Linked DNA regions of Homo sapiens: regions 1, 2 and 3 are each linked to region 4. The links are chromatin contacts, found by Hi-C or POLR2A ChIA-PET in ENCODE. All regions are on one chromosome and are shown on one strand. The core of a region is the stretch at or near the end of the contact, and the rest is flanking DNA. Distances in the headings are between cores, read along the strand shown.

The links. A loop is a pair of places that touch in the nucleus more often than their neighbours do. ChIA-PET counts read pairs that join two places held with the same protein, here RNA polymerase II (POLR2A). Pooled maps may share reads with other maps.
Region 1: a loop to region 4 is called in a pooled map, with 1.9 times the contacts of the local background. The contact joins two enhancer-like sites. A Hi-C loop is called at or near these places in 1 of 168 maps with a recorded cell type or tissue (K562), 1 of 37 single-sample maps with no recorded cell type and 4 of 50 pooled maps. POLR2A ChIA-PET finds 5 or more read pairs at or near these places in 3 of 52 experiments (AG04450, B cell and IMR-90).
Region 2: a pooled map shows a loop between it and region 4 (2.9-fold over the local background). The contact joins two enhancer-like sites. A Hi-C loop is called at or near these places in 3 of 37 single-sample maps with no recorded cell type and 4 of 50 pooled maps. POLR2A ChIA-PET finds 5 or more read pairs at or near these places in 1 of 52 experiments (GM12878).
Region 3: a pooled map shows a loop between it and region 4 (2.3-fold over the local background). The contact joins two enhancer-like sites. A Hi-C loop is called at or near these places in 1 of 168 maps with a recorded cell type or tissue (B cell) and 2 of 50 pooled maps. POLR2A ChIA-PET finds 5 or more read pairs at or near these places in 2 of 52 experiments (BJ and H1).

What each region holds. Positions count from the first base shown.
Region 1 is chr6:155,141,176-155,144,361 of GRCh38, reverse strand. The region is part of intron 5 of TIAM2 (TIAM Rac1 associated GEF 2); the gene reads right to left. Among named protein-coding and RNA genes, the nearest start is that of CLDN20, 120 kb to the left of the region's middle. Within about 2 kb of position 1,846, at least 3 of the 41 ENCODE cell types and tissues checked have a DNase peak (open chromatin) inside an H3K27ac peak, as active enhancers do.
Region 2 is chr6:155,084,470-155,087,431 of GRCh38, reverse strand. The region is part of intron 1 of TIAM2 (TIAM Rac1 associated GEF 2); the gene reads right to left. Among named protein-coding and RNA genes, the nearest start is that of TIAM2, 91 kb to the right of the region's middle. Within about 2 kb of position 1,656, at least 4 of the 41 ENCODE cell types and tissues checked have a DNase peak (open chromatin) inside an H3K27ac peak, as active enhancers do.
Region 3 is chr6:154,949,142-154,952,522 of GRCh38, reverse strand. No RefSeq gene overlaps it. Among named protein-coding and RNA genes, the nearest start is that of TIAM2, 44 kb to the left of the region's middle. RefSeq lists an enhancer at 663-1,163. Within about 2 kb of position 1,327, at least 4 of the 41 ENCODE cell types and tissues checked have a DNase peak (open chromatin) inside an H3K27ac peak, as active enhancers do; they include B cell, where a contact is called at or near this core.
Region 4 is chr6:154,682,441-154,685,542 of GRCh38, reverse strand. No RefSeq gene overlaps it. Among named protein-coding and RNA genes, the nearest start is that of SCAF8, 49 kb to the left of the region's middle. Within about 2 kb of position 1,267, at least 4 of the 41 ENCODE cell types and tissues checked have a DNase peak (open chromatin) inside an H3K27ac peak, as active enhancers do; they include B cell, where a contact is called at or near this core.

The sequences.
Region 1 (3,186 bases), core at 597-3,096, 460 kb before region 4:
TTAACTCTTCTAAGTACTCCACATGCACTGGCTTATTTAATCCCCATAGAGGCCCTAAGGTGGGCAGGGTTATTTAGCCCATTCTACTGTGACCCAAAAAGTATCTAGGACTGGTCTCGATCCATTGAGAAGTTTATTTTGCCAAAGTTGTGGACATGCCCGGAGGAAGAGAACACAGAATCACAGAAATAGTCTGTGGTCTGTGCTTTTCTCCAAAGACGATGTTGAGGGCTTCAGTGTTTAAAAATTAAAAGTGGGCTGGAGAGGAACGAGGGAGAGCATGGTAATCCACCTGCTGCAAGGGAAAAGGAGCAGGCAGGGGAACTGTCAATCACGTAATCATCCAGCACTTTACATAAGATAAGGTGAACACAGAGTAGCTAGCTACCTGTGGGGATATTTAACCTTTTATCTGTAGCTCCTGCTTAGAAAGAAAAGGAAAGGCAGCTTCTTGCATGACTCAGCTTTCGGCTTGTTTTTTTTTTCCTTCTGGCATCAGGAATTGGGGTCCCCAGGTTTTATTTTCCTTTCACACTAAAAATGAGAAAACTGAGAGATCGAATTCCTTGCAGGGGTCCCACCGCTGCACTGTGGAGCAGCAGGGATGTGAACTCAGGCCCTCTGGCCCCAAAGCCCTCATCCTTAAGCACAACACCACATTATTTAGGGAATCTCAATGTAAGAGGCCACAGAAAATCCCACACTCACTCACTCCGTTGACCATCAATGGGAACAAGAAACTGAACATACCTAGGGGACTTTGCCATTTATGAGAAAGTACCCGGTTTGTTCTCCAAATGCCATGTAAAATAACTTAATTTTTAGTATTTCCTTTTATCTCACAGTAATAGAAAACATTACTTAGGCTAAGGGAGAAAAGTGAAACTAATAGAAAACATTACTTAGACTAAGGGAGAAAAGTGAAACTAAATGTGCCTGAATTTTCAAACGTTACTCTAAAAATACTGCAACATATGCTTTTAAGTACTTACTCTTCCCCTCATAAGCAAATAAAGTATTGCAGGTAGAAGTTATTAAGAGTTTGCTTCATTAATTAGAAATTGCATTATAATTATTAGACACAATTTTTAAGCAAACTAATGCTTCTAAAATGCTCACAAATGTGTCCTCTTGTATAGGTTAACTATCCCCTCAAATCTGTATCCAATAAACTTTTTTGACCACTTCTCATGTGGCAACCTCCAGCATACGAATAACAATGACATGACCACCATCTGGGTGCTTCGCAAGTGCCTTTCACATTGACAGGAAAGAAACACCAGCCTGCCTTCACTGTAAACAAATGCCTGGGGCCCACTTCACGGTACTTTATCCTACTACTGTGTTTGCATCCTCATTCATAAAAGTTCAGACGTTTTGAAAACTATTTCAGTCTTTCCAATTTCATTACTTCCTTTAAAAATAAGTCTTGATATGAACAAACAAGTTTATACAATAGAACCGATAACAGCACATAGAAGCCAAGAGAGAAAGATGCCTGCTCCAAGCTTGGACTTCGGAAGCAGTACTTTCTCCCTCCATGGTACTTTATGATCTCAAGAAACTGCGCATTTGCTCCTCCCCGCAAATAAAACTCATCCAAACTAACAGGCTGACAGAACTCAAGTATTACAAACAAGGGAAAGTAGCAAGAGGTTTACAGCCAGAGCTGCTTCTTGCAGGCCTGGCCAGTATCTTTTTCCAGCCACTGATGCAGCAGTTAAACTATAAACCAAGTCTTCTCATCGAGTAAGGCCCATCTGATGCTACTGTTGCACATGCTACAAGCCATGACCCGGGGCCCGAGGACCAGGGCAAAGGGGCAGAGCAGCTCCAGCTGCACACACGTCCAAATTCTTTCCAATGGGTTCACGTTCACTTCCCAGCTTCCCTAACACTGGAATTCCAACAGCCATGGTTTAAATCGTGGCATCTAGAGGAAATGAATGCAAACCTTGGGCCAATGCCAAAATGTCACCAAACCTAACAACCCATGGACAACAGACTACCGCTCTAACTTGGAGGCATGAAATCAAAACAGGACATTTCACATTAGAGCCAGGCCAGGAAGTAAAACAATAGGCAGAATTTTGTGGCTATCAAATTTAAAAAATCAGGAAATCAATCTTAACTCTATGACATCAAGTTCAACTTCACGGGACTCTGCATCTCTAAGGGTGCACTGGGGCCAGTGGAAACGGGCTGCACCCGTGTCAGTGAAGCCTCTGCCATTCACCCCGGTGCTGGGGGCCCCCAACCCTGCCTTTGCCGTTCACCCCGATGCTGGGGGCCACCAGCCCTGCCTTGCCGTTCACCCCGGTGCTGGGGGCCCCCAGCCCTGTCCAGTCCCTACCAAGCGCTGGTCTTGGCTTGGAGGGGTCGTTGACACTGGACGTTCTTGCTATGGTAGCAGAAAGAGAAAACAGATTGGCATAGCAATGGCAGTACAAGAATAGAGACGTAATATTAGTAGAAATCTCACCCAGGGGAAAGAGGGCAATTAGTCTTGGTTTTCCCTCAAATCCACCTTTTCTATGAGACCCTTTTGATCTCCCATCCCTGCTGCTGGCCCATCTCAGGGCAGAATCACCAGTATTCTAAAATTAGTTTATGAACTCCTCCCCTGACACTGACTATCACTCAGTCTGTTGCACATTTTGAGGGATATGTTTAATGACCTTGCCAACTCTTCAGCCCAGGAAGTCCCCAGTGAACTGCATGAAAATCCACTCACTGGAAAAGACAAATGGAAAGCAGAATTACCCTTGTTGAAAATTTATTACATCCTCCAAAGCCTTGAAAAACATGTACGTCCCTCATATACCTATACATTCCAGGTAGGCAGATAACCAGATGGTTTGTTAATAACGGCTCTCTCCAGAAAACTGTCTCCCATTTATTTACATGGATACTTTAAGGATAATTTAAAAATTAGGCTTAAGAGTGTGTGTGTGTGTGTGTGTGTGTACACATATATGTGTTTTTAACTAAGATTAAACCAAACAGTTAAGTCCAAACATTACAACTTGGATTCTAAGCCAAGAAATTAGAACTCAACATACTGAATTCCCAGAGGAAAGAGGTGTAGAAAGCCACATGGAAAAGGTTACGCTGGGGAAAAAAACATCTTTATCACAAGTCTTGCCTTGGCTGCAAAGGAAAGGAAGAAATGTGTGCTTGATAACA
Region 2 (2,962 bases), core at 407-2,906, 400 kb before region 4:
TGAATCAAGCTTCACTAGGCTCTGTCTAAATACATCATACTGACAATCTTTAAAAACCAAGACTTGTAATATTTTACTGATGGCCTCATAAATGATTTACTAACTGAAAACTATAAAATATAAGATCTGCCATATTTTAATGTTTCCAATGATAATAATGTTGGATCTCAAGCATCTGTTACATAACAGAACTTTCCACATGTTCATTCCAAATACCATGTGATTTCATGTTTTTTGGTTTCTATGCCTTTGCATATACTGTTCTCTACAGGGAACACCTCCCTGGAGAACTCCTAATTGCCCCTCAAGACCCAGCTTAAGTGTCTCTTCCTCTGATCACCTACCATCATACCCCGAACCTCACAGGGTTATTGCTCCCTCCTTCACCTCACCACTCTTTCTGATATAGGCAATTGCCTCGCAATTATTTCTTTTTCACTCATTTGTCTCCTTTACTAGAACTCACTTACCTTTCCCCTTTACTAGAACTGCTTTGAAAGTGAAGTACTTTGTTTCCCTGGTGCCTGACACAATTCCTTACTCATGGGTGCTTAATAAATGTGTTCATGAAATAACTGATTCGTCAAATTGCTAATACAACGTGATTAATATGTGGCTTGGCTTGCTTTTCCATCATATCGCCATAACTTGAGTTAAAGAGGAAGCTGCAGCTTAACTACTGGTCATTTTGGTGGTTTTTGTTGGGGTTTTTTTTTTTTTTTTCCAAGATGGAGCCTCACTCTGTTGCCCAGGCTGGAGTACAGTGGCGCGATCTCAGCTCACTGCAACCTCTGCCTCCTAGGTTCAAGCAATTCTCCCGCCTCAGCCTCCTGAGTAGCCGGGATTACAGGTGCACGCCACCACACTTGTCTAATTTTTGTATTTTTAGTAGAGATGGGGTTTTGCCATGTTGGTCAGGCTGGTCTCGAACTCCTGACCTCAGGTGATCCACCCGCCTCAGCCTTCCAAAGTGCTGGGATTACAGGTGTAAGTCGCCGTGCCCGGCCAACTACAGGTCATTTTGGATGGAAATGATTTTAAGCAGGATTATAGAATATTTAAGCTTAGAGCACATTGACTTCATCCCTGTTCACTTTGCAGATGAAGAAAGTGAAGTCCAGTAAAGATCAAGTAGACCTCTCATGTAGACAGCGGGAAAGAGCTAAGACTAGAACTCAGATCTCCAAACAGCTACAACAGCTCTGTTTCCAGCAATGACAAGTTACTGGTTCCAAGAATGCTCTTCCTTGGATCTCAGCGCCTTCCTCAGGACCCTCTCTGCGTTCCTCACATGCTCCAGTGCCACGTGAACAATGAAGCTTCCCTGAGCTGGACTGCAATCCAGCAAGTGGCTATTCTTTCAACAGTGGAGACTGGGCTTCGCTGCCAGGGAAAGTCCCATTTTAAGGGAGAATTTGCAGTGGGCCGGGACTGCAATATCTTGTGACCACAGAAAGATCAAACAGGGCACCTTGAGTATGTGAGTCTATGAGATCCAAGGTGGTGCTAGGTAAACTATATCTATAATAAAACTCAAGCAATGCTATGCTTTTGCTTACACAAAGAGTGCTTGTATCTCTCACAGCACATAGGTGCCACGTGTGGACAGAGTCATCAATCAAGACTGATGGCTCATGCTTTTATCAGCATGAAAACCAGCCAGTCCCGCAGCCTTGGAGCTGCCTGTTTGCACCATGACATCAGTGTAATTTTAATTTAACATGAACACACCTTACATTCTTTTCCCTTGAGCTTTGTGATGAAAAGTGGTTTTATTTTTACAGTGCTAGGGATTCTGCCCCATGTCCTACTCGAAAGCTGAATATAATCCAGACCTTCAACTACATCACAAAGTTGTTTTTTTTTTTAATGGCCACATCTAAGAAATACTACATGATTAGTCAATCTAGAAGCCTACTGCCAAGGACTGGGTGAAGTTCAGAGTGCCCAGAGTTTATAAAACTTTCATTGTCAGGTGAACCAGTGTGCAAGCCCACAGTACGCAGCACAACTGTCAATGCAGGTCAATGAGAAAAGGTGGGGAAGGAAAGAGAAAGTTACTACTTACCCTGTGCCCTTCAAACATGCCTCCCACCTCTACGTAAGTAGAATGCATTTGTTACTAAAAATTTTCTCTCAAATTCATGCCTTCTTCAAATTGTATCTTCTTTGTAGCCACCATCTCCCTGAATTTAAAACATGTTTTAAAGTTGCTGGGTTTACTTTAGCCTCGTTATCAGCTAGGCAGCTTATCAATTCAGAGATTCGACTCAATGTTTGTAAGAAAACAATACAGAAAGTGGGATGTTTTCCAGGACTGGGAGTGAGAAATGTAACTCCCATCTCCCTTAACCCCTCCTGTGACCCAGGTTTGTAGGATCTAACTGGGCCCTCCAGAGTCTCCATTTACAGGTGGATTACTTATTATCTCATCACTCAGGGCCCGTAGAGATTTCAGACATAATGAACAAACCATTCTGTGACTCTTATTCCAAGGCATTAGGTAAGACTACATCATAATGTGGTATGCCTTAAATAACAATTTTCACCAGCCTCCCACGTCCACACTAATGCACTGTTCCTGCACAAAGAACTAATGGAATCAGATGCTGCACTCAACAAAGGAAAACTGTAGAGTTACCCAGTAGACTATAGAATGGGAGAGAAGCTGCCATTCATGACAAAGGGATGACTAATTACAATGAAAACAGCAAGTTTCAGTCTATCCTCCCCAAAGGACAGACTCCTATACACATGGAGCACAGTATTTACTGAGTACTGTAAGCCAAGTTACAAAAAGACCGTTGTTATTTATAAAACAGCCCATGTGAAACACCAAAAAAAATCAATGGCCAGCTAGAAGGAGAACAAGGTATACCCATTTTGTTCACTGCTCTCCCTAGGCTGGTGATCACATCAGTCAATCTGGCTCCTGTTTAGAGTAAGTCTTTCCTGGGAGTCC
Region 3 (3,381 bases), core at 78-2,577, 270 kb before region 4:
TCTCAAAAAAAAGGAAAAGAAAAGAAAACAAATTGTGTTGAAGTCCAGAAATGGGGCACTGGAGCGGGAGCCCAGAGCAGAAGCTATTGCCAGAGGTCACAAGGACAGAGACTAGAGGCAAATCTAAAGGATTTTCAAGGAAAAGCAGAACTTGGTGTCCCTTTCCAGGGGAAGAAGGATATGGAAGGGTCAAAGTTGGCTCTAGAGGTTGGAGGGCTGAAAGAGGTGCCCTCCTAACAGATACTAGGGTGAGGATTTGGGGCAGGACAGAAGGTGGGGGAGACAAGTTCACCGTTGGTCATGTTCAGTCTGAATAGATCCCCCAGGGTGCAATGTCCAGGCAGTAATTATAACTCAGAAGAGGAGTCAGGGCTGAAGATTCAAATCAGCAAGTCACCCTGGCTTGCAGTGACTTCTCTGAAAAGAGAAAATGCTTCACCAGAAGAACAGGGGAGAGCTCTTAGGTATGTCCCCAAAATCTGCTTGCTAGGATGGGATGAGTCACCCGGAAGGACCTGCCCAGGTGCTAAGGAAACTGGAAAGGGCTAGGTCAGGTGAGCCTGAGGGAACAGTTTCCTGAACGGGGGTGGAAGAGGAGGTCCACGGTGACAACTTTGGAAGGAAGGAAAAGGAGAAGGACCACGGAAAGACAAGGCGGTGTTTTTAAGGAAGTCATTCATGCATGGATGGTAGACAAGACGGCAGCAGAGCAGCTGGGGCAGATGCCAAACCACAGAGCACAGACAAAGAAGAAAGAAAATGTGAAAGAGCAGGAAGCAGTGGCTGCAGGTGACACTTCTGAGGAGGCCGTTTGGAAGCTACAGGAAGCAGTGGCTGGAGGTGACACTTCTGAGGAGGCCGTTTGGAAGCTACAGGAAGCAGTGGCTGGAGGTGACACTTCTGAGGAGGCCGTTTGGAAGCTACAGGAAGCAGTGGCTGGAGGTGACACTTCTGAGGAGGCTGTTTGGAAGCTACAGGAAGCAGTGGCTGGAGATGACACTTCTGAGGAGGTGGTTTGGAAGCTACAGGAAGCAGTGGGATAAAGGAGGGGGTGATCTTCATCCTGAGCATGCTTGCCAAACACACTCATGCCCATTGCACACGCTGAGATGTGCACCCAGCTCTCTTCTCCAGAGAGGTCCACATGGCACACATGTGAATGGCCCAAACTTCTGGACGTGTGGTCCTCTGTGCCCAAAGCCTCCGGGGTACCTAGGGAAACACGCTGGCTGCCTTATGAGCACGTGAAAGAAGCCCAGGTGCCAGACCTGAGCACTGAGCAGTTCTTGGCACTCATGCTGCTCATGGGGATTGTGTACAGAGAGCAGACTGGGCTGGAGGACCAGCAGGTGCACACAGAGGCCACCTCAAAGGGACATGGCAGCAGTACTGTGGGTCCCTTGCTCTCCCTATGAGTGAATGCAGCTTTGGGCAGCGTGACTGAGTCCACCCAAATCTAAGCACATCTGGTGAGATTGCTGGGGAGCCAGTCACGGAACACAGACTCTGACGTCTCCTGAGTCGGCAGAGATTCAGGCTCAGAAGCTCCATCCTCAGCACCCCCTTCACACTCTGGAGGAAGCTGGAGGAATCTTCTCCTACTGCTATCTTCACGTGGCATGGATACTGTAGAGGAGTAGGAATGGGGGTCCATGAAGGAATCTATTCTATCGCCAGAGCTTTGGAAGCCTTCAAATGGCCTACGAGCCTAGAGGCATCTGGAATCAAAGCAGTAATGACACCTTCCTGCCTTGGTGATTCTATTTAATGAAGAATAACTATAAAGAGAGCAAGATGGCCAAACAGAACCCTCCAGCTATCATCCCACCCTGTCCCCTCCAACCTCACCCCTCAAGAACACCAAATTGAACTATTATCCACAGAAGACAGCACCTTCAAAAGAACCAGAAAATAAGGTGAGCAATCACAGTACCTGGTTTTAACATCATATCAAGGAAGAGGCACTGAAGAGGGTGGGAAAGACAGCCTTGAATTGCTCACACTACCCTTCGCCCTTCCCCTAGGAGCGCAGCATGATGCAGAGAATCTGTGTCTTTGGAAGAGGGAGAGGGAAGTCATTATGGAGCTTTGCATTGCAACTCAGTGCTGCCCTGATACAGTGGAAAGCAACACAGGGCAGAATTAGGCTGGTGCCCATGGAGGGAGCATTTAGACCAGTCCTAGCTGGAGGAGAAGGGTTCGTCTTGGTAGTCAGAACCGGAGTTCTAGCAAGCCCTGCCACTGCAGGCTCAAGTGCTCTGGGGTACTAAATAAACTTGAAAGACAGTTTAGGCCACAAGGACCACAATTCCTGGGCAAGTCGCAGTACTGGGCCGACCTTGGAGCCAGTAGGCTTGGTGTGCATGCAACCCAGTGAAACACTAGCTGACATGGCCAAGGCCTGTCCCCCAACCCCAGGCAGCACAGCTCGCAATTCCAAGAGGAGAGGAAAGAGTAAAGAGGACTTAAAGAGGACTTTATCTTGCAACTTGAACACCAGCTTAGCCACAGTAAAATAAAGCACTAAAGTCCTGAAGCCCCCATTCGAGGCCATAGCTCCTGGGTGACATTTCTAGACCCACCCTGGGCCAGAAGGGAACCCACTGCCCTGAAGCAAAAGACAGTCCCAGAAGAATTCACCACCAGCCAACTAAAAAGCTCTTGGGCATTGAATAAATATCAGGTCACCACAGGCCTTGGGTGAGACCCAGTATTGTGCTGGCTTCAGGTGTGACCCAACACACTCTCAGCAGTGATGGCGATGTAAGTGCTTGTGCCACCCATCCCCCAAATCTAGACAGCTCAGCATGGAGAAAGTGATTCCATTTGTTTGGTGGAAAGTAAGAGAAGGGTACGAGAGACTCTGCCTGGTAATCCAGGGAATTCTCTTGGATCTTATCCAAGATCACCAAGGCAGTACCTCTACGGGTCTGCAAAAGTTACACCGTTACTGGGCTTGGGTTGCCTTGTAATGCACATATGACTGCAATGACCAAAGACTTAGATCACAACACTCAATTCCCTTTGAATATTTGGAAAGTTTTCTCAAGAAGCACGGGTACAAGGAAGTCCAAATTGTGAAGATTAGAATAAATACCTAAATCTTTAATATCTAGACATCAACAAACATCCACAAGTATCAGGACCATCCAGAAAAACATGACCTCACCAAATAACTAAATAAGACACCAGTGACCAATTCCAGAATGATAGAGATCTATGGCCTTTCAGACAGAGGATTCAAAATAGCTGTTTTGAGGAAACAGCAAAATCCAAGATAACACAGAGAAGGAATTCAGAATCCTATCAGATGAATTTAACAAAGAGATTGAAATAATTACAAAGAATCAAGCAGGAATTCTGGAGCTAAAATAAAAATTC
Region 4 (3,102 bases), core at 18-2,517:
CCAGGCTGGTCTCAAACTCCTGGCCTCAGGCAATCTGCCCTTGTGACCTCCCAAAGTGCTGGGATTACAGGTGTGAGCCATTGCACCCCTCCAGTCTCATGCTTTTCAGTGCTTTGAGCAGTTGTACTTGCTATGTGGTAAGAAGTCAGTGGTAAATATATAGTGAATGAGTGCAAATCAGACAATCAACAGTGATCAATAAATCCTCTACTAATTCAGAGCCTCTGTCATATCTTCCATATTAAAAAAAGAGGTGAGGCATGGTGGCTCATGCCTATAATCCCAGCACTTTGGGAGACCGAGGTGGGAGGATCACTTGAGGCCAGGAATTTGAGACCAGCCTGGACAACATAATGAGATACTGTAACTAGAAAAAATAAAAAATAACCAGCTGGGTGTGGTGGTGTAGGCCTGTAGTCCCAGCTACTTGGGAGGCTGAGGTGGGAGGATTGCTTGAGCCCAGGAGGTGGAGGCTGCAGTGAGCTGAGATCACACCACTGTACTCCAGCCTGGGCAATAGGGGTACTGCTAAGAGAGAGCCAATCCACTCTGCAGTACTTTGGAGAGACTCAAAATTTGCAGATATCAGGTATAGTGGATGATGCTTAAGTTAATGTAAGGAATAATAGACTTTTTTTTCATCTTAAAGGGGATGTTTCCCCCTCATCTGAAAGCTCTATATATGACCACCAACTGGTCTTAGTGAGTAAATTGAGTAAATCAGGTGTCTAAAAATGACCTAAAGAATTATTCCTGGCCGGGCATGGTGGCTCACACCTGTAATTTCAGCCCTTTGGGAGGCTGAGGCAGGCGGATCACCTGAGGTCAGGAGTTCGAGACCAGCCTGGTCAACATGGCAAAAACCGTTCGCTACTAAAAATATAAAAATTAGCTGGCTGTGGTGGTGCACACCTGTAATCCCAGCTACTTGGGCGGCTGAGGCAGGAGAATTGCTTGAACCCAGGAGACAGAGGTTGCAGTGAGCCAAGACAGTGCCACTGCACTCCAACCTGGGTGACAGTGCAAGACTCCGTCTCAAAAAAAAAAAGAACTATTGCTAATAAACTGAAGTAGGCTAGTATATTATGATTGTGGCTGTTATCTGCTATGAAATAAAGTCCCTCCCTTTCCCATCCCCATGTGTGCCTTGTTATAAACTTCTTCATTCTCTTTCCGCAATCACCAGCCAGAGACAGAAACTGACACTTCCTTTTTTGAAAGTGAAAAAGATGTATCAAGTGAAACTCTTTCTACTTTCACTCTTCAATGCCTTTTTGCCTTCCACTTAAGTATGAGCTACCAGAATCTAAATTTGATGAGTATGATTTCCCTGTAGTTAATACGGGGAGGAAGTTTAGAGTGGGGGGTAGAGAGCACATTGATACATTTACACAGTAATCAATCTGTTTGTTTGTTTTTTAATATATCCTCATTGAATATTGCTGTCCTCACTTGCTTTAGTAATTTACTGCTTGGGGTGGCCCCTGTCCAGTCTCTACTAGTGATTTATGGGCTCTTCATTCAGTCTCAGGTTTAAATTGTACTTAAATAACAACCACACACCTCGCCACTCTTGAGATCTGGATGTGTTCAAACTTCTCAACTCCTTCCTGTGGCCATGAGCTAGGTTTAATTATACTATATTTTCTCTTTTTTATTTTTTTCTGTGAGCAAATCTAGGAGGCTCTGACTCATTTCCTTGTCCCTGGAATCCCTTTTATATGTGGTTCAGCCTTCTTTTTCTGTTTCTAATTGTCTTAACCTTATCTGCCTTTTCTTTTTTCTCTGCTTTTCTTATGGGGTATAACTCAATTGTAACTGAGCAAATAAAAATTCAAATGTATTTGAATCTATTTGTGACCACTTATAATAATCAACTCATGAAGTATTGATATGAAGTATTGATATTTTCATTCACACTAGTAGTCTTCAAACACACGCTTACATACACACACACAGCAGTAAGGAAAGCTCAGTCCTTTCAATAAATGATGCGAGGTCAGTTGTAAAGCTATATGGAACAATAAAACTTTTCCTATACCTCCCATACTTCCCACCATTCAAAAAAACTAATTCCAGGTGAGTTGTAATTTATGAAAGAGAAAGCAGTAAAGCTCCTGGAAGATAAAATAGAAAAAATATTCATAACTTTGGATGTGGAAATATGTCTTAAACAGGACGTAGAAGGCCCTCTCAAAGAAAGTAATTGAGAAATTGTTAAATAAAAAATAAAAACAAATATTGGAGAGGAGACTGAGGGCAAAAATAAGGAAAAACTAAAAACAAAATTGAGAAATTATACTTCATTAACTTTCTGTTTTTCAACAAAACACAATTAAAGTTATGAAAAGGCAAACCAAGCAGTAGGAGAGGGTGTTTGCAATTGGTGTAATCGAGTAAATACTTATATTTATAATATACAAAGAACCTCTCTACAAATTAGACAACCTCATAGAAAGTGACCAAGAGACTTGAATGATAACTTAACGACCAATAAACGTTTGAAAGGGGGTCCAAATTCATTAGTCAAATTATAATGCAAATTATAATGGCAATGAGATACCACAACATGCCCAAGGGACAAAGTTTAAAGAGTAAACAATACCATTCTGGGTAAGGACAAGAAGAAATGAGAAATCTCATACACTGTGAGTGTAAACTGGTAGAACTATATCGGGAAACTTAGGCATTATCTGCGGAAGTTGAGTGTGTGCATACTCCACGACCCAGCAGCTTAACTCCCTCTACGTATGTATCTAACGGAAACGCATGCTCACATACACAAAAGACATATACAACAGCGGTCCTCAACCTTTTTAGCACCAGGGACCAGTTTAGTGGAAGACAATTTTTCCATGGACCTGGGAGATAGTGTGGCAGGGGATGGGTTCGGGATAAAACTGTTCCACCTCAGATCATCATTCTTATAAGGAGCATGCAACCTAGATCCCTCGCATGCACAGTTCACAGCAGGGTTCATGCTCCTGTAAGAAAGAATCGAATGCCTCTGCTGATCTGACAGGAGGCCGAGCTCAGGCAGTAATGCTCGTGTGCCTGCCACTCACCTCCTCCTGTGAAGCCTGGTTTCTTTTCTTTTCTTTT